2 separate regions of the Homo sapiens genome follow, and region 2 is linked to region 1. The links are chromatin contacts, found by Hi-C or POLR2A ChIA-PET in ENCODE. All regions are on one chromosome and are shown on one strand. Each heading gives the region's core, a stretch centred on a gene start or an enhancer-like site at or near the end of the contact. The rest is flanking DNA. Distances are from core to core; before and after follow the strand shown.

What was found. Hi-C counts contacts between places; a loop is a spot of excess contacts on that map. ChIA-PET counts read pairs that join two places held with the same protein, here RNA polymerase II (POLR2A). Pooled maps may share reads with other maps.
Region 2: a loop to region 1 is called in a map of endothelial cell of umbilical vein, with 2.1 times the contacts of the local background. The contact joins two enhancer-like sites. A Hi-C loop is called at or near these places in 3 of 168 maps with a recorded cell type or tissue (K562, endothelial cell of umbilical vein and natural killer cell) and 2 of 50 pooled maps. POLR2A ChIA-PET finds 5 or more read pairs at or near these places in 3 of 52 experiments (WTC11, activated CD8-positive, alpha-beta T cell and naive thymus-derived CD4-positive, alpha-beta T cell).

The regions. Positions count from the first base shown.
Region 1 is chr1:91,710,592-91,717,599 of GRCh38, forward strand. It overlaps TGFBR3 (transforming growth factor beta receptor 3), which reads right to left. Exons shown (of 17, transcript NM_003243.5): 11 at 5,977-6,117; 12 at 5,645-5,803; 13 at 1,652-1,951. Among named protein-coding and RNA genes, the nearest start is that of TGFBR3, 170 kb to the right of the region's middle. Within about 2 kb of position 3,025, at least 18 of the 41 ENCODE cell types and tissues checked have a DNase peak (open chromatin) inside an H3K27ac peak, as active enhancers do.
Region 2 is chr1:91,773,898-91,780,905 of GRCh38, forward strand. All of the region lies in intron 3 of TGFBR3 (transforming growth factor beta receptor 3), which reads right to left. Among named protein-coding and RNA genes, the nearest start is that of TGFBR3, 110 kb to the right of the region's middle. Within about 2 kb of position 3,479, at least 5 of the 41 ENCODE cell types and tissues checked have a DNase peak (open chromatin) inside an H3K27ac peak, as active enhancers do.

The DNA of each region.
Region 1 (7,008 bases), core at 1,775-4,274:
AAATAATAGAAATGTGAAAATATTACCTATAAGCAGCAAACAGAAAGACAGTGGTAACAGCTCATCCAAGCCTCTGCCAGATAAAGGGCTGTCATTGTACATACTGTCCTATTTGCTCCTCTACCCAGGAGGGAAGCCAGGTATGATTATAACAGTATATGAGGAAATACAGGCTCTAAGGGGTCCAGAGACTGGCTTAAAGTCCCATTGGTGGCAGCAGAGCTTCCTTCTCAGTCCCAGGCTCTTTCCATGTTATCTTACCTTGGGGGTAAAGGGCGACTTGAGGTTTAGGGTTATATCCCATCATGTCATCCCCTGAGGCTTAGAACTCTCTTTACGATTAATTTTCCCAGATTAACACACATGAAGCTGGGCTGTTCCAGGCCAGGTCAGAGAGAAGTAACAGCCAAAGCCACAGCAAAGATCCCTGGTAACTGCTAGGTCTCCCCTCCAAGACCTCTAACCCTTAAACGTTACCCTTCTGCCCACAGGAAGCAGCTGGTCCCACAGCCACACATGAAGCTCCTCATGGCTCTCTACCACTGTCCACTAAGCCCCAACCCTGATGGTGAATGCCTACAAGGCTAAGGCATCACCGCCGCAAAAGCAAACCTAGGAATATAGTCTAAATCACTGTATATGTGCTCCCCAATGATTATGATCATATCTGCTCTATTTTCGTATGCAAACAAAATTCTCTTGGGTGTTATCAGAGAAAAGGATGCCCAGGGGACTATAATGATGCAAGGAATTCAGATCAATTGTAATCTATTTGGAAATGGTGGTTTTTCCTCCTACCTCCATACCTAAGACTTAAAATCTGTGAGTTAAATGAGAAAATTCCATACATACATTATTAATAACACTGCTTGATTCTTAGCCTTTTAGACATTGATATATGACTGCGAAAGGACTGGAAATCAGTTTACTCTGTGTGAGATAGCCACAGAATAAATGCACATATGAAATTATACATAATTATGGCAGATCACAGAAACAAAACTATGGCAGAAGATACCTTTCATATACAAGACCAACCTAGTGGGTATCATAGTTAACCTTGCAGATCTCCCCTATCAAATGCATTCCACCAAGGTCAAATGGTTCTGCTTTTTGTTATGGCAATAGAACATTCAATCTGGAGAGTGACAGGAGGCAAATATGATGAACTGATATGAAACTGAGAAAAGCTAAAATATTTGTTAGTTTCCCCTAGAAGTCTCCCTGAGACAAGTCAACCTTATATTTCACACAGAAAAGGTTAAAAAACAATGACAATGCCAGTCCCAGCAGGACCTGGAAAAATTAATTCTCACAATGAACTTGTCCTTTCGGCTTGCTGTGTTTTTGGCCTGCAAACTATCTGAAAAGCAAAGATAAAGCCAGAAATCTCCCTCCATGGAAAAGCGTCTTGATTTATCACTCGTAAGGTACTACTAAGTAGCACGCATGGAAAAAAGAAACTCATGCTGTCAGGATTTATTATCTAAGACTCCATAAAACTCACAGTTCCCTGCTAATAGTGACTTTAATATTTCAGTTGGGCAGTTCCAAAACAAAAAACCTCAACCTGCAAGACCTTGGGATTAAACTTTTCTGCCTCACCTAAAAATGCCAAAATAACCATCCGAATGGATGAAGGCCCACAAACCTTAGGCAACTTCTGGGGGTGCTTCTCCATCTTCGTACACAGCGTCAGCTCACACTGTAGAAAGAGCAGTGAGGTGTTGAAGACAGGCTTGAAGACAAAGCTGAATCGCTTCTTATCCATGTCAGCTTGCGGGATAGGAAAGTGCACTCTCTTGGGACTGTAGAATTTCACAGATTCATCTTTAGGACAAATATTCTCAATAATGGTGTAATGAGACATCCTATCAGGGTTCGAATATGGAGAGATAAAGCACGTTTGGATGGCAAATCCCAGTTCTTGTTCAGCCTTAGTAACAGATACCTATGAAAGAACAGAAAGATGAATTAGGAAATGAGTTAGCATCTCACTTTCACTTTAGGCACAAGGACCATATGCCAAGACAGCCCTTCAGATGACACGCTGCTTTATCTTCATAACATAGTTATAGCCTTCTTTCTAATTACAAAAGTAACACACACACATTGAAAGAAAAAGATATTTTCCACTTCAATTTGATATAGATGATGACAGTGAATTATTTCTTTCAAATATTAGTCCATTAGATTCAAATACAAGATGAGTAAGTCTCTTCCACCTCCCAATGAGTCCTCTGAGAGCTAAAAATAAAAACATATTTTGCATTTAAAGTGGATTTTCCGAAGTAAATAAAACACCAGTAGGCAAAGTCCCTAATGTTTTAATAGTACAACACTTATAAGCTAAGCTCTTTTTAAAGACTGACCAAAAAATAGAGTTCAGCGGCAAAATCTATTTAACCTAGGCAGGAAGACTGAGCTTCTAAATTGCAAAAAGTCAGAGTAAGCCTGATGAGAGTCCTGCTTCATCGGCGAGAAGGCAGAGCTGGCTCCGGCGCTGGGTGTCAGTGACGGTGCAACCTGGAGGCCATCATGGGCCTGGTAAAGTGTCCCAGCTGCTCACAGATCCAAATCAGCCTTGCCAAGTACTCCCCCTTCGCTCCATAAGCCCAGGGGTAGTTTAGGGGAAATCTAATCTGGAAACGTTTCCGACTCATTTATACTTCCCCCTTTGAAAACACTTGTATGGGCTACGTCCAAATTTTGTTAAGGTTCTTTTCCTTAGAAACAGGAAGTAATGTTTAGCCAAGTGTAAACAGAATTCAAACCTCAACTATCCTGAACTTAGCTAAAATCCCCAGACCAGAGGAGATTCTCCATTTGGTGACACGTGGATCACTGCATGAACTGCCCCTCCCTGCTATGCCTCATTCTTTGACTAAATTTAGGATCAAAATAAACTTAAACACTTGTAGAAACAGCTAGTCCTTACCCATAGACCAACAGCCGCAGAATCATTTCAAAAGACATGGAGATAGAAACAGACTTTCCACGCTGAGATACCCAGGGGAAACCCCTGACATCACATGGGGCTTTGAATCCGCAGCACTGTTGTGAAAGATTCCTACGTGGTGGTTAACTGCAGGACACTCAACAGTGAAAATGCTAATGAAGAGGATTCTGATAATGTCACTGTGGTGACATTCTGTAAATACTAACACTTCAGTATTTTTGCAATACTTCTGAAAAACAAGATATTCTATCTTGGAAAGGTGGCAAATTACATATGTGCTATTACTAAAAACTGCCGTTTAACATGAACTCAGAAACCACATGCCAAAATGTGTAACAGAGGGACTGCAAATCTCTTCTCTAATCTCAAAAGAAAGTATGTAGCGGCAGAATGTCTAAGGTATCCCAAAAAGGGATACCTTTGTAGCAGAGGGAAAAAATATATATTATTTTTTAATATATTTTATGTATATATAGTTTATATATATAAATTATCAGCAAATCTTTTACTAAAAAGGATTTTACTTTTAGACCAGAAGTGAGTAGGAGAAGGACTACGGGCTTTGTAGTGAGACGAGCTCATAAAAATTACATGCTCTCCTGCTCACGTGCTGGGCACCGAGACTCAGTTTACTCACCTACAGAATGAGAACACGAATACCCACAAGATATCATAATTGTGAAAACTAGCAAAGTAAAAGTTACATGCAAACAACACAGTTCCCAGAGTGTCAATAAATGCTACCTATTAGTAATAGTAGTATTCTAGATTTAAAATTTTGGGTTATTAACAACTGGGTTTGTAAATTCCCCAAGACAAATGAACCAAAAGAAAACTGCCATTATGTGACCAACAGTCACCTGGAGATGACCAATGAACAGGTGGCAACACTGTTAACTTGGATTATGAAAGGGACTGTATGGTGTAGAGGGAATAGAGGATAAACTATGAGAAATATAGGTGATATATGAAAAGGTATAAATGGGAAAACAAGAATGGAAAAAAAAAACTACCAATAACACACTTCAAGTAAGCCAGCATTTGAAGGATGGGGGAAAAAACCCAAAATATCCAGGGTAAGGTACAGGAGGAAGATTGACCACTGATTAGCATAAATCAGCAAAGCCAGGCATAGATTTGGAAAAGAACAATCTGCAATTATGCAGCACCCCTGAAATCCACAGCGCAATAGGGTGCTGTTGACCAACTGCCCATGTGAACTGTACAGCCAGAAAAGCAAGAGAAAAACAGCCATCTTGGCTTAGGAAAAGCATGTAGAAGGCAGTATATTTTCCCCAATGGAGAAAGAAGGTGTGCTCAAAGAAAGAGAACTCTCAGAATGGGGGAGGGGCAGAATCCATATGATCAAGGAAAACAACATCTAGCGCCAGCGGGCTCTGTCCCAGAGTCAGTGCGAATGTGAGAGTTATGTGTCTTTCCAAAACAGAAACACGTGCACCAAAGTCACTTTTAACATATGGAAGTACCCCACTTTGACCCTTTAAGCTTCTCACCCCTCCCACTATGAAGCTGAGCTTGCAGCTGAGCACCAAAACCAGCTCATTAGATGAGGACCTTCCCATAAGACCAACAGATGATATGCCCACTTGAAACACTAAGGTTGAAACATGAAAGGTTGTACCCAGGGCACAAGAAACAGCAGACATCCTGGTGCCATAAGGACATTTATCTTTTCTAGAATCCACTCTCTGAACCTGGATGTTTGCATTGATAAGACGTTATGTTTTCTCCCCTTTCAAATGGCACTTTGGAGATAAGTGATAGTCGTATCCAGCGAAGATCAGTCAGAGCTCTGGAGTCACACGGCCTATGAGCACTGAATCTGAACTCCACTAGTACCAGCTGTGTGGCCTCAGACAAATTTGTGCCTCAATTTTCTCATCCATAAAATGAAGATATTATTAGCCTCCCTTATAGGATGGCTCTAAAGAGTTAACTAACTGCTGCAATACTTACAACTCTGTTTGGCACATAATAAATCTGCAGCAAATGTTAGATGTTGTTATTTCATTATTACCGCCACTGCCTAATATTGTGTAGTCACTCCAGATTCCAGATTTAGGTTGCACATGATTATTAACATTATATATAGGAAATAGTTTAAATAAGTTTATACAGATACTCAGATCATGATCTAGAAAAAAAAATGTCATGAGTTATAATAGCACATAGCATTTCACTTAAAAGTGAGTGCAATTTAAAAGATAACAAGTCAGTTTCAGTGGCGGCATGGACCCACAGGGATTTGGCTGCCCTGCTGGGGGCTAAGGGGACTGTGCAGGGAAAAAAAAAGAAATAAAAGATAACATATGAGGTGGTTTTGAAATATTCCATGGTTAACTCTAACACTGCAACTACTGAACTACTGTTCCAAAAGCAAAGGACAGGGCTTTACCAGTAGAATTCACACTTGCCAATTTTTTTTTTTGTTAACATTCATCTACAAAATACTGTCTTCACTTAGCATAATGTATTAAATCTTGAAATTTCCTGCTTTGGTCAGAAGTCAGTCTGGAAGCGTTCTCTGAGCCAATCCCTCATCAGACCTGTTGAAGGTCTGTGAGGTAGGACAGGAAGAGGTCTGTACAGGGTATTTTAGCTGATGTCTAAGGAACTATAGCCCAGCACTAACCTAAAAGGTCAAGGCTAACTTTCAGGTCTCACCTCAACATAAACGTGTCCATTCTCTGGCACAGAGAAGACGCCCTGGGAGGGCACCAAAAAGAGGTCAGTGTTGTATAGCTCCATGTTGAAGGTGATGTTTCCGTGGGGCTGTTCCTGGAAGCTGCTGGGGTTCCTCACCTGCTGAAGGCTGCAATTAAACTGGAAATAACAACCCACAGGAAGATTAATGACAGTCATATGAAGGATGAAGGCCCTGTAGCTTCATGAGCTTTGGCTTTTAACATCTGATTTTATTTTCAGATAGTCCCTAACTAAAGCCAACAAAATAGACAGCATTTTCCACAAACCCCCTACTGATAACAAACACATACCACCACGATTTCAGGTCGGGTGAACAGGGAAGCATCTCCTTCATCCATATCTCCCGGAAATCCATTATCACCTGACTCCAGATCTTCATAACCATCTGGCCAACCACTACTGTCCCCAAGGGCTGGAACCTGTATCACAATCTAAAAGGCAAAGAAAGCACAGCCAATGTTATAAAAACACCAAACCATGTGTGTTTGGTTCTGCCTCACACAAACACTCATGTAATCATTCTGATGCAAATTGAAAATCTGACTTTAAGACAAAATAATAAAATAACATCCAGGCTTTTTCGAATTATATCTTCAAAGTGATGAAGAATAAGGAGAAACCCAATGCAGGTTCAAGTTAAAAGCTAAACTAATATTTGTATCTTCTCTTGTGAAAAATAAATATTTATGTTGTAACCATATTGAATAATTACAAATGATTTCAAATGGTGGGAAAACACTAGATACTAGAATGGAGTTGAATGGAGTTGTCAAGAGACTTGCCTATACCGTGAGAAGGGGCTTCCCCTTAAGAGTCTTTATATTATAAACTCTAAGAACTACTAGCAGTTGGCGAATACAAGAAGCTTTGGTTATATATATCCTTTAAGAGTTGTAGAAAGTTTGGTTGGAGTCAGCAGCGAAGGACCTAATGTTTGGTTATATATATCCTTTAAGAGTTGTAGAAAGTTTGGTTGGAGTCAGCAGCGAAGGACCTAATGTTTACTATGGAGCACATCTCTTCATTGCCGCTCTTGTACCCCTCTAACTTTTGCTCATTTCTTCCCTAAGAAATCTTTCTCTATGGTGTATGGATGTGGAAAAGAATACGTTTTATTCCAGGAATCTTTTTTTTCCACCTTTTTCGCTATCCACCTGCAGATATATTCCCGGAATCTATCTTGACATAGGTTGAAATTATGATTCCTGGATTATTTCTAAATAGGATGAGAAAATTCACCCAAGGGTCATGACGCCATAAATGAAATCCTAATTTCTTTTGCTTCACATGCTTGGATTCTGAACATGATGCAAAATAGAAAT
Region 2 (7,008 bases), core at 2,229-4,728, 64 kb after region 1:
TGGCTTGAAAAATTAAATAATGTTTGTTTTAGAGAGTTTCTTTGCTTTCCTTAACTTTAATTCTGGGTCAGTGTGCCCACTTAGTCTTTTACATTTGGCAGAAGCAAAACAAATAATGAAATACTCAAAGCTAATCCTAAGGGTAAACCATGATTTACAGTGCATTTTAAAATAGGAAGTGTTGACATGGTAGTAGTCTAAAAACAAGTTAATATACTTGGTCTTGCTAATTTCTTTTAGATATACTTTTCTTTTTTTTTTTGAGAGTCTCACTCTGTCACCCAGGCTGGAATGCAGTGGCACGATCTCGGCTCACTGCAACCTCTGCTTCCCAGGTGCAAGTGATTCTCCCGCCTCAACCTCCCAAATAGCTGGGAGTACAGACGTGCGCCACCAGCCAGGCTAATTTTTGTATTTTTAGTAGAGATGGGGTTTCACTATGTTCTCAAGCTGGTCCCAAACTCCTGGCCTCAAGTGATCCACCCACCTCGGCCTCCCAAAGTGCTAGGATTATAGGCGTAAGCCACTGCGCCCGGCCTAGATATACTTTTCAATGAGAGAGTTGTATAATTGATACTGAAAGATGAGCAGGTTTTTTTTATTGAAATATAAGTTTCCAATAAATCAAAATATGATTTAAAAAAAAGAGTAAATGCAAACAACAGTATCCCACTGTCAGGTTCTCAAATGCCGTTTTGATGGGATAAATCCTCCTCAGTAAGGACAATGGCATTTTTTGGTTAAACCCTACATCACTAGTCTGAGAACAAGTCTCGGTCATCACAATCGACTCATGCGGTGATTGGGAATTCTTTCAGGGCAACAGGCAATGTGTTAAATATGCACTGTTGAGTACACTGTGCAAAGTTATGAAATTCTCTCTTTCCCTCCTGACATTTTTTTTTCCAAGTACTTCACTGGCTACTCCAGAAGCAAAGGAATAGAGAAAAGAGTGAAATCAGAACTAGTGAGTGGACTTGGTTACTGTAAGATCACTGGTAAAAGTCTGAAAGAAACAAAAGGATAAAACCAAAAATGAAATTTATATATAATAAAATCATTGACTTCTAGTGAGAAAGGAGATTTTACAGACATTCTACTCCAAATGTTTGTTATAGATAAGGAAATTGAAGCCCAAAGAGGTCATGAGTTGCCCAAGTTCTGTAGCTGGTTATGGCATGGTTGGGACTAGAGCCCAAATATCCACTCTAGTAATCTAGTTTCTACTTCCCTTGCCAGTGGAACTATTCGCATTTCTCCTTATAGAACCAATTCTCCGTTGTTAGCAAACACGGACTCCCCAAGTCTTCAGAATTTAGGGTCAGCTCTTTTAATCACTAGATAAGAACACAGAAATGTAAAGAAATGCCAAGAAACAACTTCTTACTCCGCAGGGCCCCACGTGATCCAACCCTCAATGACCAATCGCACCTCCCACCACTCTCCCCCTTGCTAACTCCACTCCAGCCATACTGGCCCCTCTCTCATCTCCAACAAGCTGCTTCCAAGCTGAGGGCCTGGGCCCTTTATTTGGCCTCTTCTTCACCCAGATCTCGGCATAGTTCACGCCTTTTCACCATTCAGGTCTCAGTTCAAGCACGCTTCCTCTAAGAAGCCCTTCCTAACCACCCTAACAACCAACTCTTCCTGTCACTTGAATACCCAGGTAGCTCCACAACTTGGTGCTGGGAAATCCTTTCATTTACATTTTTATAAAATTGAAGGGAAAAGACACAAAGCCTGTTGGCATCTATCCCAAGAATATCTCCTGGGCACTTCTAAGTAAAGGCCACTGCCAGCAAAACAAAAATAACCAACTTTCAACCTACTCAAGACATGCAAGAATTCAAGACCAAATCAGAATGCATCCCAGAGTTCACCTGATTCTGCCAGCAGGAGCCCTGCAGTGCTGAATTTCTGGGCATGTGAATGATACATTGTTGTACTGAAACATTCATTTTCCAAGATTCCTTTCCAAATTCAACTCCATGGTCTTTCTTTTGTCTGTTTTGCTAAAGGGCAAAATACTAACCTGTTTCCAAGCTATTCAGCAATATTTTGGCACAGGTAATCCAGTAAGAGAATTGTTTGTATAGAACAGAGCTGATGTTAATAACAGGGTGCCCTAACCTGCCCCTCTTTCTAAGCTCTTCACCTATAGATGACAGCCCAGCTATTCACATTTAACTCTTACCTGATGGCTGTTTCATTGCAGCTCAAAGACTTACCTGCATATGATTAAGTCAACACGCAACACTGGGTGCAACATCTAAGCCCACATTTAAGCAAAGTAAAGAGCTTGAGATCATCTAAATGGGAGCGGGAGCAAGGGAGAACTCACTATCCACTGTGTTTTTGTTACCTTTGGCAAATTCTCAAGGGTAGGGGGTCAGGACTGCCAGTGCCTGGCACTGTGCCTGACACATTACAAACAGGTGCTTAATAAATAATGATTTCATTATTGAATAAATGCCTAAGCCTTGGGAAAGCCCACCTTGCCCAGAGCCACTCAGAGTGCATGTCAACTCCATCTATAGGAAGTGTGTTGTGAATTCAAGGTTAGGTTCTACCAATTATTTCCCAGCTCATGACCTTGGGTAGAATACTTAACCTCTCTTAGCCTCAATTTCCACACCTGTAAAACAGAGCTAACAGAATCTCCCTTCCAGGGGTGTTGAAAAAAACAAATAAAATGCCAGGTTTTGTAATTCTCTGGAAAGAAGCCTACCAGCGTTTGACTTTGGCTCTGATCAGTGTAGTGCCATTACCTCCTGCCTACAGGTCCCTGGATTTTCAAGCAGGGTGACAAATTGGTGGCAGCTGCATACATGACCCTCCAAACACTTGGCTTCCTCATGAGGAACTAATGGTTGTTCTGTCATTTGTCTGCTTTTCCTTCACCTTTGGGATTTGGAGCTCATTAAAGACGAGGGCCGAAAGGTAGCACAAACATCAACATCTTTGCTAGTTGTTCCTGTTCAGGCACCACTAACCTGGACAAGCTCAGGTTTTGCTCCCCAAATCTCACCGTAGTTCTGGAGACTTCTGAATCTAACAAACAAAGGTCCTGGGAAGACCACATTCATTCCACACCTGACCCCAACACCACATCTACTCTGAGGTTACCCCAAATCTCTGAACAAAAACTCAATCACCTGTGCTCGCTGCCTTTCCTCCCTGGCAGGTACCTTCCAAAAAAATAGGAACATAGGAAGTGCCAAAGCAAGGAACTGCTTCCAAGGCAGCTGACATCACTGGATTGTGAGGTAAAGCTAGAGGTTTCTCCCAATCTGTAGTGGGGAAATCTGGGGACAAACATTTATCTTCAGAGGCCTGTCTACACTGCCCCTTCCAGTGTCACAGGCTGTCACAATTCACCTGGCTTTGAAGACCTGTGGTGTTCAGCTGAAGACCATTCTCCCAGCATCAACACCAACAGGCAAAACCATCAGATGAAGCTTTCACAGCTGCCAAGGTACTTGCTGTCCTCAACATATTTCATACTCAACTCGGCTCTATTTTATTTACCAGTCTCCTCCCCTAGTCTTGGAAAATTCTCCTTTCAGCCCTCTGCCAAACCACATCCCCATTTCAAACCTTTCCAATTTCTCACCTCCAAAAAGCAGCACCAGGCAAGCACACCTGGCTCCAATTATTCCAGCAATGCCTTCCCCCAGCCCCAGCCCCAACCCCAGCTCTAGCCCCAGCCCTAGCCCCAGCCCCACATCCCCCTAACATGCCTGATTACTTAGCACTTAACGTGTTTATCTCAGCCCAGCTGTAGTTGATTACATCTATTTGGTTAAGTTTCTATCTCGTGTATTTAGGGCGATGAGATGTTTCTACGTCTCCGTACTTTCTGTTACAGGTGTTGCTCTTTGTCCCTGGATGCACGGTGACCGTGAGCTCCGAGGGCTGCCTGTCTCCTCACTCCTGCAATGCTTTGCACCGGTGCCCAGTTCACAAAGGCAGCTGCAGCTGACTGTCCAACTGCCTGGTTCTAATTTATGTGGAGAGAGGCCTCCACTCAACAAACTGAAATAATTAGTTCTTCTAATCTTCTGCATTTCAATAAATAAAAGAAAGACAGGGAAAGATTCACATGTACTCTGTCCTGACGAAACAGTAGAGCTCTTTGGAAAATCATGAAATTTTTACTGTGCAAGGCAGTAAGATATAAGCAATGAAACTCAAAAGCATTTTCCCAAGTATTCAGAGACCAGATCTGCCCCCAGATCTGTAAATCCTACTTAATCTAGGTTAAAAAAAAAAAAAAAACACACATAAGAAGACATGAGACACCCTTAGTTTACATTTCAGCTCTTAGGTGGTTCCTTATTCACTGAATGCTGAGGGTTTCTTTAAGGATATTTTGTAGTTTAACAACTCCAGAAATGCTTTTGACTCTAATTCTCAATTGGTATTTTGAAATATTAATTTTCTCAATGTCTTTATATTGACAGAAAATAAAAAAAGAAACTGAGATCCAAATGGGTCTACACATTTGCCCTCAAGTTTAAACAAAAAAGATCACAACAGAGGGAAGACCAAAAAAGAGGGAAGTCTTTTATTAAGACTCACAATCCAGTGCTGTCTTCTATACCTTGAAGCCTTGGTTTAAGAAACATTACTTTATGCCCAAGCCATACATACCAATATCAATAACTAGATCTTCAAAAAATATAATTAATGAGAAACTTCCATATATAGAATTTCTAGACTTAACCTATTTGCTAAACTGCTACATCAACATACTTATTTATTCATGCAAATGTTTATTTCACAAATGTTTCTTGACTGCTTACTATGTAGTGGGCACTGTTCTAATTCCTGGCAATACCAACTAAAGATAAAACATCTATACTGATGATATACTAGCAGAAGAGATAGACAGTGAACATATTTAAAAATAAATATCAGGTGGTAATATAAGTTACATTTTAAAGTAAAACAGTAAAAGAGAGTGTGTCTGTTGTGGGGTGCTATGACTATTTTAAATGGGGTGGTCAATGAAGGCCTCTCAGTGGAGGTAATGGCAAAGCAGGGACTGGGTGAAGGCAGCCACATGAGTAACTGGGAGAAGTACTTCAGGCAAAACAAAGAGCCCATGCCAAGGACAGGAGGCAAGATGTCAGGGCCCACTGCAGCACAGTGAGCAATGGTGAGAGTGCTGGGAGAAGGGGGAAAAGATCATTCAGGGCTCTGGTGGGGATTGCGCATTTTCATTGAAATGTAAAAAACCATGGCAGGAAGCTGAACTGGTGAACTTCGTGACTGGACGGAAGTCTTTCAAAAGATCATGCTGGCTGCCACTTAGAGAATAGATCTTAATTGCTAACAATGATAGCAGCTGACATTTATGGAGTGCTGATGATATTCCACGCACTGTTCTAAGCACCAGTCATGCTTTAATTATTTAATCGTCACAGCAACTCTATGAAGTAGATACTATGATTATGCCCACATGAGGAAAATGAAGCATAAAGAAGTTAACTGACTTGCCCAAAGCCCCACAGCTCATGAGCAGTGTAGCCAGGCTTCCAACACTGGCGCTCTACCCCAGATCTTGCACTCCTAAGAGGGATGGGCCAGAGGCCCACTGCCTCTCAAGTAAAAATGTGATGGTGGGTCAGACCGAAGGTGGTGGTCAGAAGTGGGCAGATTCAGAATATGGTCTTAGGGTAGAACAAATAGGATTGGATATGACATCTGAGCAAACACAGGAAGTCATGGATAATAATGCCAAGGACTGTGGCCCTGGCAACTGTGTGGTAGCGTCCTTTACAGAGCTGGGGAACACAGGAGTAAACAAACTGGAGACAGGAGGGAGCATGGAACTCAAACTAATGTGAGTGTGTGCTCATTTCCCATACTGCTGTAACAAATTACCATAAACTGGGTGGCTTAGAACAACAGAAGGCTATTCTCTCACAGTTCTGGAGGCCAGAAGTCCAAAATCAGCATTGCTAGGCCAAAACCAAGGTGTCAGCAGAGCCACATGCCCTCCAGAGGCTCCAGGAGAGAACCTGTTCCCAGCCTCTTTCAGGTTCTCGTGGCTGCTGGCATTCTTTGGCTTGTGGGTTCCAGACCACCAATCTCTGCCTGCATGGTCACACAGTCTTCCCTTTTGTCTGTGTCATCAAATCCCTGTCTTATAAGGATACATGTGACTGTATTTAGGGGCCACCAGATAATCCAGGATAATCCTCCATCTCACAATTCTTAATTTAATCACACCTGCTAAGGCTTTTTCTATATAAAGGCAACATTCCCAGGTTTAGGGGTTAGAACGTGGATATATCTTTGGGGGCCATTATTTAGCCTATCACAGTCAGGAATACCACAAATAAAAACAATAAAACGTACAGGTGTGGATAAACAGTGAGCAAAGCTTTTCCCTTTTACATGAGAATTTGATCTTCTGTTAACTCTCTCAATTCTGTAACCCTGGTAATCTGGTAAGACAATATGTCAATTATAACACAAGGCAGCTTGCTATTGGGACTGGAAAATTTTAAGACATCTGATAAGAAGTGACATCTGGGGGCTTCCCTGAGAGCAGTGATTCTTGTAAATGGGGCATATTTATGAGACAGAGTACCATGAAAACTATTCCTACATAGTTGCCTACTAGTTCCCGCAAGGGTCTAAGGCTTTTTTTTTTTTTTTTTTTTTTTCTGACATGGAGTTTCACTCTTGTTGCCCAGGCTGGAGTGCAATGGCATGATATTGGCTCACTGCAACCTCTGCCTCCCGGGCTCAAGCGATTCTCCTGCCTCAGCCTCCCAAGTAGCTGAGAATACAGGCATGCGTCACCATGCCTGGCTAATTTTGTATTTTTAGTAGAGACGGGTTTCACCATTTTGGTTAGGCTGGTCTCGAACTCCTGACCTCAGGTAACCCACCCGCCTCAGCCTCCCAAAGTGCTGGGATTACAGGTGTGAGCCACTGCACCCGGCCTTCCTAAGGCTTTTAAACTAGAGAACTACACACACACACACACACACA